Linked DNA regions of Homo sapiens: region 1 is linked to region 2. Evidence: chromatin loops called from intact Hi-C (ENCODE). Cell type or tissue: GM12878. All regions are shown on one strand. Each heading gives the region's core, and the rest is flanking DNA. Links, peaks and the distances in the headings are about the cores only.

The links. A loop is a pair of places that touch in the nucleus more often than their neighbours do. Peaks named below come from ENCODE experiments on the same cell type or tissue, not always from the same donor. Only the 100,000 strongest peaks of a DNase experiment are listed, where the experiment ranks them.
Region 1: a loop joins it to region 2, with 1.9 times the contacts of the local background. A loop is called at or near these places in 2 of 110 quality-filtered maps.

What each region holds. Positions count from the first base shown.
Region 1 is chr4:53,230,165-53,240,366 of GRCh38, reverse strand. All of the region lies in intron 4 of SCFD2 (sec1 family domain containing 2), which reads left to right. Among named protein-coding and RNA genes, the nearest start is that of SCFD2, 130 kb to the left of the region's middle. RefSeq lists enhancers at 2,578-3,089, 3,090-3,601. In GM12878, for the core only: no CTCF peak of the experiment used is centred there; a DNase peak (open chromatin) is centred at 4,646; H3K27ac peaks cover 1,290 bases.
Region 2 is chr4:53,280,487-53,290,688 of GRCh38, reverse strand. All of the region lies in intron 3 of SCFD2 (sec1 family domain containing 2), which reads left to right. Among named protein-coding and RNA genes, the nearest start is that of SCFD2, 80 kb to the left of the region's middle. In GM12878, for the core only: no CTCF peak of the experiment used is centred there; no DNase peak of the experiment used is centred there.

The DNA.
Region 1 (10,202 bases), core at 1,783-6,782, 49 kb after region 2:
TCACATTTCTGAAATTTGGGTACATCCTGAAATTGGTAGCATATTTTAGTTGAAACTATTTTTTTCTAGCTTGGGAGCACATAAAATAATGGTGTGTGTTACGATCAATTATAGAGTCTTAGATCAATGAAATGGGATTTTTGAAGGTAAGAGGTAGATGAGAATTCCCTCAGACCTGGGCCCGACTTCATATCTTTCTGGTTCTGCTGTGTTGGCAAAACCACTGGAGCAAAAACATGGTGGCAGTTTGCCTTCACTGGCCCTGAGTATGACAAAAAGTTGTTCACTTGTTGTAGTCAACCCATTGTAGCACCTTTCATAAGTTAAGGAGGGTGATCTTTTATCAGATACCTTTGTGACTGCTTGAATATGCTGAGAATATATCATGATTATTTCAGCAACACTGAACTTTCTCCCAATGTAGTCTAGGACTGAGGGATGCTTTGGGAATGACCTTTTAGGCTGACATTATGAGATCTTAGGCTAGGAAGATTTTTATGAGTGGATTGCTGATAGCTCGAGAATGTCTTAATTTAGCTTGGGTCTATACAGTGAAATGTAAGTAGCATAATATTTTAAGTGTTAAACAAAGGCCGGGCATGGTGCCTCATGCCTGTAATCCCAGCACTTTGGGAGGCTGGGATCACCTGAGGTCAGGAGTTCAGGACCAGCCTGACGAACATGGAAAAACCCGTCTCTACTAAAAAATACAAAATTAGCTGGGTGTGGTGGCACATGCCTGTAATCCCAGCTACTCATGAGGCTAAGGCAGGAGAATCACTTGAACCCAGGAGGCAGAGGTTGCGGTGAGCTGAGATCCAGCCATTGCACTCCAGCTTGGGCAACAAGAGCGAAACTCCGTCTTATTAAAACAGTGACTTTGACTTAAAAGATTGGGGACGCTCTCTCCCTCTCCCTCTCCCTCTCCCTCTCCCTCCTCTCCCTCCTCTCCCTCTCCCTCTCCCTCTCACTCTCCCCACGGTCTCCCTCTCCCTCTCTTTCCATGGTCTCCCTCTCCCTCTCTTTCCACGGTCTCCCTCTCATGCTGAGCCAAAGCTGGACTGTACTGCTGCCATCTCGGCTCACTGCAACCTCCCTGCCTGACTCTCCTGACTCAGCCTGCCGAGTGCCTGCGATTGCAGACTCGCGCCGCCACGCCTGACTGGTTTTGGTGGAGACGGGGTTTCGCTGTGTTGGCCAGGCCAGTCTCCAGCCCCTAACCGCACGTGATCCACCAGCCTCGGCCTCCTGAGGTGCTGGGATTGCAGATGGAGTCTCGTTCACTCAGTGCTCAATGGTGCCCAGGCTGGAGTGCAGTAGCGTGATCTCGGCTCGCTACAACCTCCACCTCCCAGACGCCTGCCTTGGCCTCCCAAAGTGCCGAGATTGCAGCCTCTGCCCGGCCGCCACCCCGTCTGGGAAGTGAGGAGCATCTCTGCCTGGCCGCCCATCATCTGGGATGTGAGGAGCCCCTCTGCCTGGCTGCCCAGTCTGGAAAGTGAGGAGCGTCTCCGCCCGGCCGCCATCCCACCTAGGAAGTGAGGAGCACCTCTGCCCGGCCGCCATCACATCTAGGAAGTGAGGAGCGTCTCTGCCCGGCCGCCCATCGTCTGAGATGTGGGGAGCGCCTCTGCCCCGCCGCCCCGTCTGGGATGTGAGGAGCACCTCTGCCCGGCCGCAACCCCGTCTGGGAGGTGAGGAGCATCTCTGCCCGGCCACCCCGTCTGAGAAGCGAGGAGCTCCTCCGCCTGGCAGCCGCCCCGTCTGGGAAGTGAGGAGCCCCTCCGCCCGGCAGCCGCCCCATCTGGGAAGTGAGGAGCGTCTCCGCCCGGCAGCCACCCCATCCGGGAGGGAGGTGGGGGGGTCAGCCCCCGCCCCACCAGCCGCCCCATCCGGGAGGGAGGTGGGGGGGTCAGCCCCCTGCCCGGCCAGCCGCCCATCCGGGAGGGAGGTAGGGGGGTCAGCCCCCCGCCAGGCCAGCCGCCCTGTCCGGGAGGGAGGTGGGGGCATCAGCCCCCGCCCGGCCAGCCGCCCCGTCCAGGAGGGAGGTGGGGGGGTCAGCCCCCACCCGGCCAGCTGCCCCGTCCAGGAGGTGAGGGGCGCCTCTGCCTGGCCGCCCCTACTGGGAAGTGAGGAGCCCCTCTGCCCGGCCAGCCGCCCCGTCCGGGAGGGAGGTGGGGGGGTCAGCCCCCCGCCCGGCCAGCCACCCCGTCTGGGAGGTGAGGGGCACCTCTGCCCGGCCACCCCTACTGGGAAGTGAGGAGCCCCTCTGCCCGGCCAGCCGCCCCATCCGGGAGGGAGGTGGGGGGGTCAGCCCCCCGCCCGGCCAGCCACCCCATCTTGGAGGGAGGTGGGGGGATCAGCCCCCTGCCCGGCCAGCCGCCCCGTCCGGGAGGGAGGTGGGGGGGTCAGCCCCTCGCCCGGCCAGCCGCCCCGTCCGGAAGGGAGGTGGGGGGGTCAGCCCCCCGCCAGGCCAGCCGCCCCGTCAGGGAGGGAGATGGGTGGGGGGCGCCTCTGCCCGGCCGCCCCTACTGGGAAGTGAGGAGCCCCTCTGCCCGGCCAGCCGCCCCGTCCGGGATGGAGGTGGGGGGGTCAGCCCCCCGCCCGGCCAGCCGCCCCGTCCGGGAGGTGAGGGGCGCCTCTGCCTGGCCGCCCCTACTGGGAAGTGAGGAGCCCCTCTGCCCGGCCAGCCGCCCCGTCCGGGAGGGAGGTGGGGGGGTCAGCCCCCCGCCCGGCCAGCCGCCCCGTCCGGGAGGTGAGGGGCGCCTCTGCCCGGCCGCCCCTACTGGGAAGTGAGGAGCCCCTCTGCCCGGCCAGCCGCCCCATCTGGGAGAGAGGTGGGGGTCAGCCCCCCGCCCGGCCAGCCGCCCGTCCGGGAGGGAGGTGGGGGGGTCAGCCCCCCCGCCCGGCCAGACCCCCCATCCGGGAAGTGAGGGGCGCCTCTGCCCGGCCGCCCCCTACTGGGAAGTGAGGAGCCCGTCTGCCCGGCCACCACCCCGTCTGGGAGGTGTAGCCAACAGCTCATTGAGAACGGGCCAGGATGACAATGGCGGCTTTGTGGAATAGAAAGGCAGGAAAGGTGGGGAAAAGATTGAGAAATCGGATGGTTGCCGTGTCTGTGTAGAAAGAAGTAGACATGGGAGACTTTTCATTTTGTTCTGTACTAAGAAAAATTCTTCTGCCTTGGGATCCTGTTGATCTATGACCTTACCCCCAACCCTGTGCTCTCTGAAACATGTGCTGTGTCCACTCAGGGTTGAATGGATTAAGGGCGGTGCAAGATGTGCTTTGTTAAACAGATGCTTGAAGGCAGCATGCTCGTTAAGAGTCATCACCACTCCCTAATCTCAAGTACCCAGGGACACAAACACTGCGGAAGGCCGCAGGGTCCTCTGCCTAGGAAAACCAGAGACCTTTGTTCACTTGTTTAGCTACTGACCTTCCCTCCACTATTGTCCTATGACCCTGCCAAATCCCCCTCTGTGAGAAACACCCAAGAATTATCAATAAAAAATAAATAAATAAATAAATAAATAAATAAATAAATAAATAAATAAAACAGTGACTTTAAGTAGTTAGAAATCATGACAGATTATCCTAGTTAAAATAACCCTGTAATTATTATTTTTAAAGCAATATAAATATATAAATATATAATTACTGTATTTGCTTATTTTTAAACCTGTTTTGCATAGAACTCATTTTGATTAAAAAAAAACATGCCAGACATTTTATTCATAACTGCTGATTATTCATTTTGAACTGCAATTTAGTTAGAACAATATACTCAAAGTTAGTTAACTTTATATAACAAGAAGCACCATTTAAAACAACTAAGAAAAATAGCTTTTGAATATGTATTAGTCAAGGTTCTCTTAGAGGGACAGAACTAATGGGATATATATATATATATATCCTTATATATGTGTGATATATATATCCTAATAAATATATCATATATATATACACACACACTTACATATGCTTAATAAACTCCACTTTAGTATTAACTTACACAATCACAAGGTCTCACAATAGTGGAGACCTTGTAAGTGGAGGAGCAAGGAGAGCCAGTCTGAGTCCCAAAACTGAAGAACTTGAGAGTTCGATGTTCGAGGGCAAGAAGCTTCCAGCATGGGAGAAAGATGTAGGCTGAGAGGCTAGGCCCGTCTCTATTTTTAATGTTTTTCTGCCTGCTTTATATTCGCTGGCAGCTGATTAGATTGTGCCCACCAGATTAAGGGTGGATCTGCCTTCCCCAACCCACTGACTCAAATGTTAATCTCTTTTACCAATACCCTCACTTACACACCCAGAATCAATACTTCGTATCCTTCAATCCAAGTTTACACTCAATATTAACCATCACAGAATACAAAGTTTCTACTGTGCCTCTCAACTTCTCTAACCATTTGCTTTTTTATCCTCCTCAGTCCATAGATTGCCCCAGGCTTTAGAGTGTTCTACATTATTCTTGGTTATTCAGTATTTACTCCAGTGTTAGTGTTATAGATTTCCCTTTTTGTCCTTATACACACATATGTATGCACACACGTATGTATGCACACACGTATGCACACACACGCATGCTCATACTTTCATTTCCTCTTCCACACATATCAGGCTTACATACAGAAAACTAGAGCTGAGGTAACTTTGATCTTGACAAATGGGGAATCTCAGAGCATTTACAATTGCTACTTTCTCTTCACATAGCTGGCTCAGATCAAAACTCAATTGTGGGCTTCTCAAGGAGGACTTCCCTGAATAGCTTGGAGCCACTGTTGTTTTATATTTACTTCTCGTTTATTGACATTATTTTGTTTACTTTATCTCTCTCTGCTAGAATATAAGATAAGTGAGAGCAGAGACCTTGGGTACTTTATTCATGAGTATGTCCTCAAATGTAGAATCTTCATTTTCACATTTGTAGTAGCAGGCATAACTTCCCACTCATGGGAATTGGAGTAGTTTGTTATAAACATGGAATTTACTTGCCACAGATTGGTACCTGCCATAAATTGATAAATGTTTACATGGTTTACCAGAGTCTGGAGAGATATCTCATTGTGGCTGTTAGGACAGAGAGGCTTCTTTATGTTCTTACCACCTGTTCTCACCTTTTTGCATAGCACATGGCCACCCCAAGTAATGAATGTGCTTCCCAGTTACCCTTCCAACTAGATGAGACCAGGTTCTGGCAAATGAGACCTATGTAGATGTGATGTGGGCCAGGTTCAGGCTGTGCATTTAAAGGGCAGGCACATGTCTTCCCTTATCCCCTTTCTTCCTGCTTGCTGAAATGCAGCCAGAATGGCAGGAGCAGGAGTGGCCATCTTGGATCATAGAGGAAGCTGTGTGTTGGGGATGTTTGAGCAAAAGATGGGAAGACCGTGGTCGGTTATCTCATGATGGTGGAAACACCATACCAGCCCAGGATCACCTATTTTCACTTTGTGTGAGTAAGACATACATTCCTATCTTGCTTAAGGCACTGTAATTTTGGATCTCTGTGATAGTAGGTGAACTACATTCCAATTAATATGGTCACCTTTTGTTGCAATATTCATCACAGGAGTTCGTGCTGTGAGCCTTGTAATTCTGATCATTTTATGACCTGCTAAGGAAGTGATCAAAATAATGAATTATCTTGATGCTTGTGCTCTTAAACGTCGCCAGATTCTGGGTGTTTGGAAGTAGTGTATGAATATTTCACTTACTTTGGTGCAAACCTAAATTTTTAAAATTTTTAAATTTTCCAAAGAAATGTATCAAAAAAGTCCCAGATAAAGAACATTAGGAATTAAAGAGATCTGAGCTGCCTAACATGTTGGCTCCTCAGACATTCATATGATTAGACACTTTTATTTAATTGACAAAACCTCTGTCCTCCAGTCCCCATTTTTTAAAATCATTCAGAATACCTGGGGGATACTGTATTATTTATAGAGAGAATTAATAAACTTTACTACTTCCAAGAAATATAAATCTCTCCATCACCTTCTCTCCTCTCCAGGGAAGCTCCTCCCTCAAGTTCTTTGCCAAGAGAGGTGTCACTTCCAAATAGTGGAGGGGAAAAGCTGAAAAGCCTTTTCCAAAGTATTCTGTTTCAGTCTGTGTAATAACAATGTATTGAGCACATGCTGTCTGCTAGACAGTAACATTGTCAAACTGAAACAAATATTTTTTTTTGGATGTGCATACAATTTCTTTTGTAATGTGGATTTATCAGTACATTACTACTACTTGTGCCATTTTTCAAAGATACAGGACAAAGTAGGATTTTATAGGCTGGTATGAGTATCTGAGTCCTGCTTTTCTAGTATTGCTTCTGTGAGAAAAATAAGTCCTAGATTCTGCATTTAATTGATAACTTTTTTTATGAGTACTGGGATTACTGAAATGCATTGTTTCCCATTAGTTTGTTTTTCTTTGATATATCTATAAATTTGGCATTCACGTTAAATTTTTATCTTGAGTTTTACTCCTCAGTAAGCTTTTAATTGGACACTCATGAGACCTACACATTTCTCCATAAGGATATATCATCTCAATTTCATTTCTTCTTGCAGAATAGTTATTTTAATGTAGTTCTTCTCCCTTATCACATTAAAGTATTGTATTTTTGAATAATGAAAGAGAGACAAATAGAAAAAAGAAAATAACACCATGAACTTTTGTTCCTTTGCCCAGGGTAGGCATATGGCCAGATTTGGAGTTAGGTGAATCTGTGCCAAGCATCTGATCAGAAAATGAGAGTCGAATATATAGGCTATGTAAACCAGTGCTTTTTAACTGGCCTTGCTTTAGAAGCAATGATATCATGTGTTATTCCAGCTGGAAACCAGAGTTAGTAATCAGGCAAAGTAAGTTTAAGGCTAACAATTTTGGTTCTTACCATTTCATGGGTTTACTAAAAAAGTTTCAAATACACACCTTATGCCAGTGACTGAAGGCGCATATGGGTGGGTCTTCATTTTGTGAAAAACAAGGAGGATACAACCATTCTGGTTATTCTTGCATGACCAAAAGGGAAATAACAGTGGTTTGTGCTTCCCTACACTAACTGAATCTTCCATCCTGAGCCACTCCCTCTAGCTGTTTGTACCATGACAACTACCCCAGTGGTGCTAGGATTTTTTTTTTCTTTGTTAAACACCTAGGTTCCTAAGAATAAAAGGACATAACACTAATTGATTTTTTTTTCTTTTTAGCATTAGCCTTGGAGAAACCAAGTCTTGCTTATGTCTGTTCACAGGGCATTTAGGTCTAATGTGCCTAAAGGTGTGCTTTTCTGAAAGAAGCCTATGCCTAGGCTGGCAGAATACCTAGAGTATTTCTGACTTAAGGATTCCGAGAGTGCTAGAGGTTAGCTTAACATTAGTGGGTGCCTGAGACTAGACAGGAGTGTTGGGCTAGCGCATGGATTTCTCCATGATCTCTGGAAAGTCTATGCCTTGCTATCTCCCTCTGTTCTTCTCATTCTTTACTTTGAAGTTAAAGGACTCACAGCAGAAGTGGACAGGTGGAAGATGTAGAAGAGTGCTGAGCAGAACCTGTTAAGTCTGTCTGGTTTTTTTCTCCAGAATGTGTTGATGCTTGAAGTGATGAATGTCGAATGATCCGAATCTCCTAAAGATGGACATACTTTAGGAGGAATATGTGGCTTTCCTCAGCTCTTTCTTTCTTTACTCAAGGCTGTCCAGTGGGAGCAGAACTAGCTTATGACTTGCAGTATTGTGTTGCAGTGTAATTTTATAAACATTCTGGAACTATTTCTTCTAGAGTAATTTATGATATTTCATGTCCTGTGCAGAAAAAGAAATCCACAGCTGGGCAATTACATACTGGTTGTACTGTATGTTTTTAACAGGCATCTTTCCTAACATAAAATGCAAGAATACTAGTCTTGTTTTTTTGTCTCCTGATTTTGTAAATAAGCAAAACAAAATTGCCAAAAAGCTTATTCCAGGGGAAAAATATGTGTTAAAAATTGATAGATTATCACCCTTCCACGTGGAGCTTTCTATTGTTATCCATCCATGTGATTAAAAAAAATCTTTATTGTAGTTTTACTAGAGAATACAAAAGATTCCTTTGAGTAGTTCGTCCACATAGGGATGGTGCAGCCTTTTTTCTTTTTGTAAGTGAACTGTTTTGTTTTGGTTGCTGTTTTGTTTTATATATTAGTAAGTATTTAAAGTTTGTTTTCCTTGCAACATTCTGGATTCATAATTTTTAAATAGAAAAAAGTAGGGAAATAAACTGGAAATATTTGGGTTTGGCATTTCTTGTTACTAATTTTTGTTGAAAAATATAGAATTTCTCTTCTGTCTTATTGAATATATGATACCCACTAGTTTTTGTTTTGTATTCTTTAACGTTGGTTTTGATAGAAAAAACATTATAAAGTACAAAGACATAAAATCTGTACATGTAGAGTACATCAAGGTGTTTTGAGACTAAAAGGAAGATAATTACATGAAACTTTAATATATATATAACATTTTTTGTTTAATTTTTTTAGGTAAGTTTTATTTGATGGATTTGTTTTCTTCTTGGTACTACATTTTTTAAGGGATTATAGCCTTAGTGAGAAAAAGAAAAGAAAAAAGTATATTAGCAGTAATCTCATAAACATAACATTTTAGAGGAAAGCTGCCTATTTAAATATGATGAATTTATCAACCAAGGCATACACCATCAGCACTCTTCTCTATTGACCAGGATAGTTTTTAATGGCACCCACCTGATTTAAATTCTCCTTAAGAATAATTCATATATTGATTGGGTATAGGAATAATTGAGTGTGTTTCTGATTAGCATGATAAAATAATACAGTAAAAAAAGAGAAAATATAGACTAAAGTTTAGAAGTGAAGACATTTTGCTTTTGTAGGAGAGCTTATGAAATGACCTCCAAATGGAGATGATTTCTTATGTAACCAGAACATAAAATCCATTCATTCAATCAATATTTATCGAGCCACCTATTAGACACCAGACGCCATGCTTTGACAGCAAGGCTGAATCCATGAACAAGAAAAACAAAATCTGTGCTGTTGTGCGGCTTGCATTATCTAGTGAGTAGGGACGAGCAAGTTAAATAATAAGGATTATAGTCAGCACAGATCGTGAGCATCTGTTAGGTCTGAAACACTTTGTTCAGTATTAAGAAGGGTTTTTTTTTAAAAAACTAGTTTTCAATTTATAAGGGATATATATCCTACTTAACACATGAATGGTTCCTTTCTTAGTATGCCATAGTCCCTTATGCATATACCTATAATAATACCTATCAGTTGTAGCATGGCTTATTTGCATCCATCTCACTCTGGCACAACTATACCCATACTGTTAGACTGACATTTTATAACTTATTTATTTGTGCTTTCACTTCACTTGGAATATGCCTGACCTATAAGAAGCATACAATACAGTGTACATATTGGTTTGATGTATGTATAGTTCTTTATAGTTAGTGAGGCATTTTCATCTAATTTTATTTCAAAATTATACCTCAGAGATCTGAGGTATTGAATATCTGATTTCAATACCTGATTCAGATATTGCATATCTTTTTTTTAAATTTTATTATTATACTTTAACTTTTAGGGTACATGTGCACAACGTGCAGGTTTGTTACATATGTATATATGTGCCATGTTAGTGTGCTGTACCCATTAACTCGTCATTTAGCATTAGGTATAGCTCCTGATGCTATCCTTCCCCCTCCCCCCACCCCACAACAGTCCCCAGTGTGTGATGCTACCCTTCCTGTGTCCATGCGTTCTCAGTGTTCAATTCCCACCTATGAGTGAGAACATGCGGTGTTTGGTTTTTTGTCCTTGCGATAGTTTGCTGAGAATGATGGTTTCCAGCTTCATCCATGTCCCTACAAAGAACATGAACTCATCCTTTTTTGTGGCTGCATAGTATTCCATGGTGTATATGTGCCACATTTTCTTAATCCAGTCTATCATTGTTGGACATTTGGGTTGGTTCCAAGTCTTTGCTATTGTGAATAGTGCCGCAATAAACATACATGTGCATGTGTCTTTGTAGCAGCATGATTTCTAATCCTTTGGGTATATACCCAGTAATGGGATGGCTAGGTCAAATGGTATTTCTAGTTCTAGATCCCTGAGGAATCGCCACACTGACTTCCACAATGGTTGAACTAGTTTACAATCCCACCAACAG
Region 2 (10,202 bases), core at 2,803-7,802:
TTTATTTATTTTTCCATCTTTTTTAAAATTATTTTTTCCATGGTTTTTCTCTTCTGTATTTATTTGTATTCTGGTCTTTATTATATCCTTGTTTCTGCTAACTTTGGATTTAGTTTGTTCTTTAACTGGTTACTTGAGGTATAATGTTAGGCTATTTATTTCGGATCTTCTTTTTAATATAGGTATTTATTGCTATAAACTCTCCTGTTAGAACTGCTATTGCTTCACCTATAGGGTAAGATACATTTTGTTTCCATTGTTGTTTGTCTCAAGATATTTTTAAATTTTTCTTTTGATTTCTTTCTTGACCCATGTTTGTTCAGGAGCATGTTGTGTAATTTTCATATATTTGTGATTTTTTTTGCAATATTTCTCCTATTACTGATTTCTGGTTTCTCACCACTTTGGTTAGAATCAATACTTGATATGACTGTGATCTTCTTAAGTTTGTTAAGACCTATACTGTGGCCTCACATATAGTGTATCTTGGAGAATGTTTTATGTGTGCTAAAGAATATTATTCTGTTGCTGTTAGATGGAAAGTTCTATATAAATGTGTTAGGTCCATTTGATCTAAAGAGTGGTTCAAGTCCAGTATTTCCTTATTAATTTTTGATGTGGTTGACTTACCCATTGTTCAAATGGGGGTATTGAACTCTTATTATTGTATTGCTATCTATTTATTCTTCATGACGGTTAATATTTGTTTTATACATTTAGGTGCTCCAATGTTGGGTGCGTATATATTTATAATTGTTATGTCCTCTTGATGAATTGACCTCTTTAACATTAAATATTAACCTTTGTCTCTTGTACCAGTTTTTGACTTGAAGTCTATTTTATCTAAGTATAGCTACCCCTGCTTTTTTTGTTGTTGTTGTTACTTTTTACAGGAATTATCTTCTTCCTTCTCTTTGCTTTCAGCCTAAGTGTGTCCTTAAAGCTAAAATGGGTCTTTTGTGGGCAGCATAGAGTTTGATCTTGTTGTTGTTGTTTTCCATTCAGCCACTCTATATCTTCTGATTGGTGACTTTAATCCATTTATATTTAAGATTGTTATTGATAGGCAAGTGTTTACTATTGCCATTTTGTTAATTGTTTTCTGGTTGTTTTTAGATCATTTTTTCCTCTCTTCTCTTATTGTTTGCTTCTGTGATTTAGTAGTTTTCTTTAGTACTAAGCCTTGATTCCTTTTCTTTTTCTCATTTGTGTATCTGCCATAGTTTTCTGCTCTGTGGTTATCTTTTATCTTGAGGCTTACACAAAACATCTTGCTGTCATAATAAGACCATTTTTTTTGTTGTTGTTGTTTGTTTGTTTTTGAGACTGAGTTTCACTCTTGTTGCCCAGGCTGGAGTGCAATGGTGCCATCTTGGCTCACTGCAGCCTCTGTCTCCCAGGTTCAAGCTATTCTCCTGCCTCAGCCTCCCGAGTAGCTGGGATTACAGGCGCCTGCCACCATGCCTGGCTAAGTTTTTGTGTTTTTAGTAGATACAGGGTTTCACCATGTTGGTCAGGCTGGTCTCAAACTCCTGATCTCAGGGGATCCACCTGCCTCGGCCTCCCAAAGTGCTGGGATTACAGGCATGAGCCACCATGCCCAGTCAGACCATTTATTTTAACTTGATAATGGTTTAACTTTGGTCACATAAAAGTAGTCTGGACTTTTACTCCCTATCCCCCACAATTTATATTTTTGATGTCAGAATTTGCATCTTTTAATATTGTGTATTTCTTAACAAGTTGGTGTAACTATTTTTGTTTTTGAATATTTTGACTTTTAACTTTCATAGTAGAAGTTTGAAATATTTACACACCACCATTATAGTAATGGTGTATTCTGAATTTGAATTATTTACCTCTACCAGTGAGTTTTATACTTTGATATGTTTTTATGAGAGTAATTATCCTTTCATTTCCAGCTGAAGAACTTTCCTAAGCATTTCTTCTGAAGCTGGTTTAGTAATGATGAATTCCCTCAGCTTTTGCTTATCTGGGGAAAATATTATTTCTCCTTCATTCCTGAAGGAAAGCTTTGCTGGGTGTAGTATTCTTCACTAACGGTTTTGTTTTGTTTTTTTCATATTTTTCCTTTCAGCACTTTGAATATATCATCCCATTATCTCCTTGCCTGCAAAGTTTCTGTTTAGAAATTCGCTGGTAATCTGATGGGGATTCCCTTGTATGTCACTTGATTCTTTTCTTTTGCTGCTTTTACAATTGTTTTTGTTTTTGTAGTGTGCCTTGTTTAGGTCCTTTTTAGATTGAACCTTTTTGGGGACTTTATAGTTTCATGGACCTAGATGTCCCTATCTTTCCTAAGACTTGAGAAGTTTTCAGTAATTATTTCATCAAATAAGCTTCTATGCCTTTCTCCATTCCTTATCCTTCTGGAATTACCATAATGAGAATATTTATATGGTTAATGCTACTCTATAAGTCCCACAGGCTTTCTAAACTCTTTTTCAATATTTTTTCTTTTGTTTCCTCTGATGGATTTATTTCAAAAGAACTGTCTTCGAGTTCACAGATTCTTTCTTCTGCTTGATCTGGTCTGCTGTTGAAACTCTCAATTATTTCTTTAATTTTTTTTATAGTTTATTATTATTATTTTAGAGACAGGGTCTTGCTGTGTTGCCCAGGCTGGCGTGGAACTCCTGGGCTCAAGCAGCCCTCCTGCCTTGGCCTCCCAAAGTGGTGGGATTACAGGCATGACCTACCTTTCCCAGCCCAATTATATTTTTTTAATTCATTGAATTCTGCAGCTCCAAGAATTCTGTTTGGTCCTTTTTTATGATTTTTATCTCTTTGTTGAATTTCTAATTCAGATCATGAATTATTTTCTGGTTTAATTCAATTGTCTATTTATATTCTCTTTTATCTTGCTAAGTCTCTTTAAGATTACTATTTTGAATTTCTTTTTAGGCAATTCATAAATTTCCATTTTTTTGGAGTCAATTATTGGAGAACAATTGTTTTCCTTTGGTGGCATCATGTTTACTTGCTTTTTAAATGTTTTAGTGTCACTGTGGTGATGTCTGTGTATCTGGTAGAATGGTTGTCTCTTCCCAATTTATAGAGTGGCTTTTGTAGGGAGAGACTTTCACCTGCAGGTGAGTTTTAGGGTGTAACTTGTGCAGGGTGCATTGACTCTGGTTCTGGGCGGGTACAGACTCTCTGTGTAGCTTCTTCAGCTGTGATCAATGTCAGTGATGATTATAGGTGTGTCAGTGGCCTAGGCTGCAGGAGTTTTTGGCAACAGTGGTGGCACTGTAGGTTAGGGTTCCCAGTGGTAAGGGTAGGGTTTTTCTATTCTCTTTTTCCCCACAGTTGGGAGACTTAGCTGAGCGTATCCTTCTTGGTGCCAGGTCTGACATGGTCCACAGGCAGTGATAGTGGTGCTGTGTTCTAGGGCACAGGTGATTGGAGTGGCTGTGGAGCTGGGGTTCAGAACTCAGTGTTTTGCTGAACTACTGTGACACCTGTGATGTGGGCACAGGTTCACTAACTGAAGCACAGGTAGATGAAACTCTCCCACAAAGTTGGGGACTGTGAGTGTGAGGCACTCCCTAGTAGCTTAGACCCGGGGACAGGTTTATGTCTGTGACTCTGGTCCTAGGGGTCAGGGCACAGAGCTGTCATGGCACCAGGGGAGAAGGGGTGTTCTAGAACGTCAGGCCCTGGGGAGCAGAGCACAGCTGAAATTTGGATTCCAGAGCCAACAGGGCACAGTAACTTCCCAGGCACTAGGAGAGAGGATGCCACATAGTGGTGACTCTGGACTCTGGGATGCTGGGACATGGTAGTGACATCGGCTCTGTGAGGCCAAGTGCAGTAGCACCAAGGGCCCAGGAATGGGGGTACACAACTTTAGCTTTGTTTCAGGGTGCAGGGAGAAGGGCAACAATGACTCAACTTCCCAGAGAGGCAGGGTACCTCAACAGCTCAGACTCCAAAGGGCTTGTCTGCATCCAGGGAGTCAGGGTGCTGTGACTGGCCCAGAGTAGGGTGCCACAGCTCAGCCAAAGCTCTGTTTCCCTTGGAACAGGGTACCACATTATCTCAGGTGCCTGGGGGCATAGCTGCTCTGCTGGGCCAGGGCCCTGGTTTCCTTTATTAACTAGGGAGCATGGGGTATATAGCTGCTCTGCTGTGCAGGAGCTCCAGGTCCTTGGGGAGTGAGGTACTGGGAGACGGTGCAGCTCTACTGGGACCAGGTTCTAGGTCCCAGAGGCTGGGATGCTGGGGGGCCCTGTGGTTTCTCTGAAGTCTGGATTCAGGTCCTTGGGGGTTAGAACATATACCTACTCTGCTGGGCTAGGGCTTTGTGTCCCTGAGGAGCTGGGTGCTACATCAGCTTAGGCACCAGGGTGCATGGCCGCTCCACTAGGCTGAAGCTCAGATTTCTGGGGGTCAAGGCACCAGATTGGCTCAGGTGCCAGGAGTGCAGGTATTCCCCTGGGCTAAGCTCTTAGTAGCCTGGAAATGGGGCACCATACAGCAACAGCTGGGATCCAGGAGATGGAGTGCCCCTTAGGGAACTTTACCTCAGTGGGGTGCAAGCTTCAGTGGTTTGGCTAGGGAATGGTCTGCTTCTGTGTACGTGAATGTGGTGCAACAATGGCAGAGCCTCAGGGATGATGGGATGCAGTGGCTACTCTTCCCCCAGAGAAGGGTACACTCTAGCAGAGGCTCTAGTTTCAAGATGGTGCTGTGCAAAGCAGCTTGGGCCACGGGGTTGTGGGGAGGTGGTGGGTGGTGGGACAGAATGTGAGTTCCTTTTCTGAAGTAGTACAGCCATGTGAACTCTAGGCAGCTCCCTAACTGGGCTCATGACCTGTGAGGACTGCAATGTTCTCTGGTAGCAAAGATTGCAGATATCTGCAGTGGTTGTGGGGGCTGCTGGAGGCCTCCAGCTTACCCTTTCCCCTCAAGGAGAAGTCCATTCTGGTTCTGAGCAGATCCTGACTAGGGGAATGGGAAGGTGTTTCTTTATGTGACATCCTCTGAGTTTTTGTGCCCCACATGGTTTCCACCACTCCCTTGCTGTACTGTACTTCAGCGCTCTCCTTTAGTCATTCTGCTTGAAATTTAGTTGTTTTTTATTGTTTTGGTTCTTTTTTGTTGGGGAGATGAACATGAGGCAACTCTAGTCAGCCATCTTTCTTATCAGTCTTCTTAAATTTTCTCAATATAAGGGATCCTCAACATGATAATATGGCTAGCAGTTTTTAAATCCTGAGAGAATGATATGGGGAGAAGGCCCATGACTGTAGGTGGGAATTTATTTAGAGGCACCCTTAAGAGCAGAAATTCCTTTCCAAGTCAGAGTGGATCCACCAAGAAAGTGGTTTCCCTGGCAGCCTGGTAATTTGCCCCTGGATAACAGAGGCAATCTACCTATTATGTGCCATGTTATCTGCTGAGTTTATAAATGTTGAGGTAGTGTTTAAGTTAGCCTCAAGAAGGCTGCATTTCCAAAGAAAGCTAAACTGTAAATGTTTCTGATGGTTTTATGTTTCACTGTTTTGTATAACTTCGGAGAGAGCTGTTTATTTTCTGTTCATGACTCCGGATCCTGCAGCAGTTACACCTTATTCCATGGTAGCCTTGAAATAGATCTTTCAGCAGATTTCTGAATTTTAAACCCATTTGAATTGATTCATGTAATTAAAGTGCTCTTTTCACATTAGTTTCTTATTCTACCTTTGTAATGCTGTAGAGCTAAAAAAATTGTGTAACCAGAAACCTATACTACTTAAAGGATGTCCCAGAAAACCTTCAGTATTTATGGTGCTATGAAAATGGACATCAATTCCCAGCTGGGCTTTATCCAACTTTCACTATATGGTTGGCTGTATATATAGTCCTCCAAATCCCTGTGGGAGATGTATAATTTCATCCCACTTCCCCCTTTAATAAATTGTTTCAGTATCTAATAGTCTTTATGAGCAGGATATTTTTTTCTTATGGCTGACTTAAATATGCATGTTAACCATATTTCTTTCTTGTTTAAACCCCATTGAGGTAAGAAGTGTAGGCAGTTATTATTTCTCTTCTATTTATTTATCTGTTGAACGCATTGTACAAATAGTGATAGTAATAAAGTCAAGTTTCCCAGAGAAAAATACACATCTGTCCATTCTACATGAGACATATTATTTTATGTCAGAACCTAGACAATATTTCAAAAGTTATACTAGCACAAGCTTATGGAAAATTCAAATGACAACATATATAAAATAAAAAATGAATGTAAACTTCCTCTCTTCCCTGACCCCACCATTCTGTTCTTCAAAGTAACCTTTTTTCTTAAATTGTTGTCTTGCCTTTCCAACTTTTTTCTATATAATAAGGTAAGAAAGTAAGTAGATAAATAAACAATCAATAAGAAAAATGAAAGTGCATATTAATAGTATGGTAATGTGGCAATGTGGTTTCTGTTGATTTTTTTTTTTTACTCATTAGACTTTTGGCTACCCAGCATAAAATGCCATGAAAGAAACTTATCAATCATACATTACATTATGCATGTAATGCTTCATTACATGCATTTTTTTTTTTTTTTTTGAGATGGAGTCTTGCTCTGTCGCCCAGGCTGGAGTACAGTGGCACGATCTCGGCTCACTGCAAGCTCCACCTCCCGGGTTCATGCCATTCTCCTGCCTCAGCCTCCCGAGTAGCTGGGACTACAGGCGCCCGCCACCACGCCTGGCTAATTTTTTTGTATTTTTAGTAGAGACGGGGGTTTCACTGTGTTAACCAGGATGGTCTCGATCTCCTGACCTTGTGATCCGCCCACCTCGGCCTCCCAAGGTGCTGGGATTACATGCGTGAGACACCGTGCCTGGCCTACATGCATATTTTAAAATTATGTTACGTTACGGTAAAGCAAATGTAACTGGACAACATGGTGAAACCCTGTCTCTACTAAAAGAAAAAAAATACAAAAATTAGCCAGGTGTGGTGGTGGGCGCCTGTAATCCCAGCTTCTTGGGAGGCTGAGCCATGAGAATCACTTGAACCTGGGAGGCAGAGGTTGCAGTGAGCTGAGATTACACCATTGCACTCCAGCCTGGGTTACACACTGAGACTCTACCATAAAAACAGAAAACAAAAAACAAATGTAAAATGTGTGAGGATATTGGTACAACCATGGAAAACTGACAGTATCAAGTAAAACTAGTACTCACCCATCCAATAGTTCCAAACCTGTGTATATATCCAATAGAAGCAAATGATTATGTCCACTGAAAGGCATGTCTTAGAATGTTCATAGCATCAGTATTTATGATAGCCCCAGCCAATAAAACCTAAATATGTTTTAACAGTAGAATTGATAAAGAAACTGTTATGGTAATATAGAGCAGTAAAACACAGAAACAACAAAAAATGAGATTTTGGAACAAAAGAAGCCAGACAAGAAAAAATGCATATGTAGGATTCCATTTATATTAAGTTTAAAACTAGACAAAAAATGGTCTGTTGTGTTTACCTTTAGGAGGAGACTATCGACTGGGTAAGTATACAAGGGAGTCTTCTAAAGTGCTTGACATGTTTTATACCTTGCTCTGGTTGGTGAGTACATGGATATATACATACGTAAAAATTATTTGAACCGTATATTTAAGATTCATGTGCTTTATGTAGGTTATACTCCTCACTATCCACCTCTATTATCCCTGAGGCTTCTGAGGCTGGAGTTGCTCATGGGCAGGTAGCTCCTTCTGTGCTCAGAGCCTTTTCAGATATTCCAAGAAAAGCCTCTTATCGAGGTGGGAGCTGATTTGTATTGTTTGCTTTCCTGCATAAATTAGTACTCATCCATCGCTCTTTCACTGTCTAGAAATTTATACTTCATTAAATTTAAAAAACCACACATGATGATAGTTTTACTATATTAAAAAAACAGAGTTCAATTATTGCTGAATTTACTTGAATATTATCATTTCTGTTGTTTTTTTTATTTCCTGGTATAGCTAAGTACAGTTACGTCTTTTAGCTGGAAATTTTGTTCAGCTGAAATTCTATTATGTATAGATACATAAAATCTTTTTTATTTGGGTATGGGGTTTCTTTTTAGGCTAATAAAAATGTTTTGAAATTATACCACACTGATGGTTGTACAACTCTGTGAATATACCAAAAACCACTGAATTGTATACTTTAAGGGGGGAATTTTATAGTATGTAAGTTCTATCTCAATAAAGCTGTTTTAAAAAGGGCCCTCGGATATTAAAGATATCATTATGAAAATAAAATAGCCAAAAACTTCAGACAATAGTTGAAAGATAAATTAAGAAAATCTCCTAAAATGTAGGAACAAAGGAGAGAGAATATAGAAAGAAGTGTAGAAGATCAGAGAAAAGACAAACATACAGAAGCAATCTAGAAGGCCCATGAACTATTAGTAGTTTCAAAAGACAGAGAGCAATTAGCATGAAAGAATGTGAAACTTTCCCAAAAGACAGAAGAAAACTGTATTCAAATTAAATAGGCTTACTGAGAAGCAAGTAGAAAGAATTAACCTCATAACAAACCTGCACCTCTACCCCTGAACCTACAATAAAAGTTTGAAAAAGCTCTAAATTAGACACAATCACTGTGAATCTTCAAAGTACAGGAGAATAGAATTGTTATACAGTTTATGATGTTGTAAATGCTATTTACTGATTTTGAACTTTTAGAATCAAACTACAGAAAAAGCACATAATAGTTTAGTAATACCGTAATTTACTATGGTTATGGAATAAAATAGAAATGCTATCAATCTTGACTAGGTAAAAATACAAATACTGATGATTTAAAAGACGAAAGAGGGAAAGAAGAAATAAAGAGAAGGGCAAGGGACTTAATATCCTCTACTAAGAATATGGACAGCTATAAGATATTGCTTAGCTGCAGAACAAAAAAGAAAGCTAAAATATATAATGCAAGTTCCAGAGATAACCAACTGGTGAGGGGAAAAGGTGTTGCAATCTTTTGTTTGCTTATAGACTATTTCGGTGATCTTCCTGAGTGCATTTCTATCCCTTTTTATTACTTTTTATCATTCTGATGCATCTCCTGAGGAGCCAATATAAACACATGTGCTCAGGGTAGCCTCTTGAGTCTTTTGCACATTATTTACGAAACTCATAAGCCATCTGGCATACTCAAGATTCTGTTTCTCTTGTGTCAACTGTTGAATTAACATTTGAGGATTTCTTTCATGGTGCTGTCTACTAACCAATAGTTTAATCTTAGTAAAGTTGCCACCCCTGTCTATATATCAGTTATGGGTATTTTTTCTATGATATATATGCATTTCTGAAAAACTTGGGTTTTGCATCACATACTAGGAGTCAGGGCTCATGGTATCAGCAGGAGCCCATTCAAAAATCTATGCAACCTTGTAATTGGAGCACTTACAAAAACATTAAAACTCTTGATAAAAATATTAGCACAGTTAAAAAGGCATGCTAAATTTCTATAAATCAATGTTACAGCATATATAGAACTTTTTGTGAGCAAAAGAGTTTACAGTAGCTTGTTGGAAGGTATAAGACGAGTTGAGGTTGTTTAGTTAGGAAGTCAAAAGCAAAATGCAATGGAGATCAGGTCGAATCAAACAGGAAGCACTTCCAAAACAGGGCGCACGGCCGCAGAGCCAAGAGGAAAAGCAAGGATGAATGGGTGCTTCATAGGGTACTCAATTCCTCTTGTAGCTTGATGTGTTCAGTTGTGCTCATTTACTTTGTGTTTAGCTGCTGTCTTTGATAGCACAAAATGTTAAAATAATGGGGAAAAAATCTCAAAAGAACAGATGTGACTTTTGAATAATATTGACATAATTCCTGTTTGCCAGTTGTGTATGAACTAATAAACCAGAGTTTTAGCAGAATATATTATATTTAAATATTCTAATATACATTGCCTTTATTATATTAGAAAATCATTGAAAAGGAGAAAAATGAAATGCTGACATTAGATTTCTAAGAATGCAAGTCTTAAAACATATACATCTGTTTATTCAAATTCTACACACTGGATTTTCATTCATCTTTGCAGAATTGAATGAATAAAAAACATGCAATGACGATATGACTGTTTCTTATATCAAGGGTTTTACAATTTTTTATTTGCTAAATATGCTATTCTAGACAAAATTGCTTTCTTTCTTTTTTTTTTTTCCAGACAGAGTTTCCCTCTGTCGCCCAGGC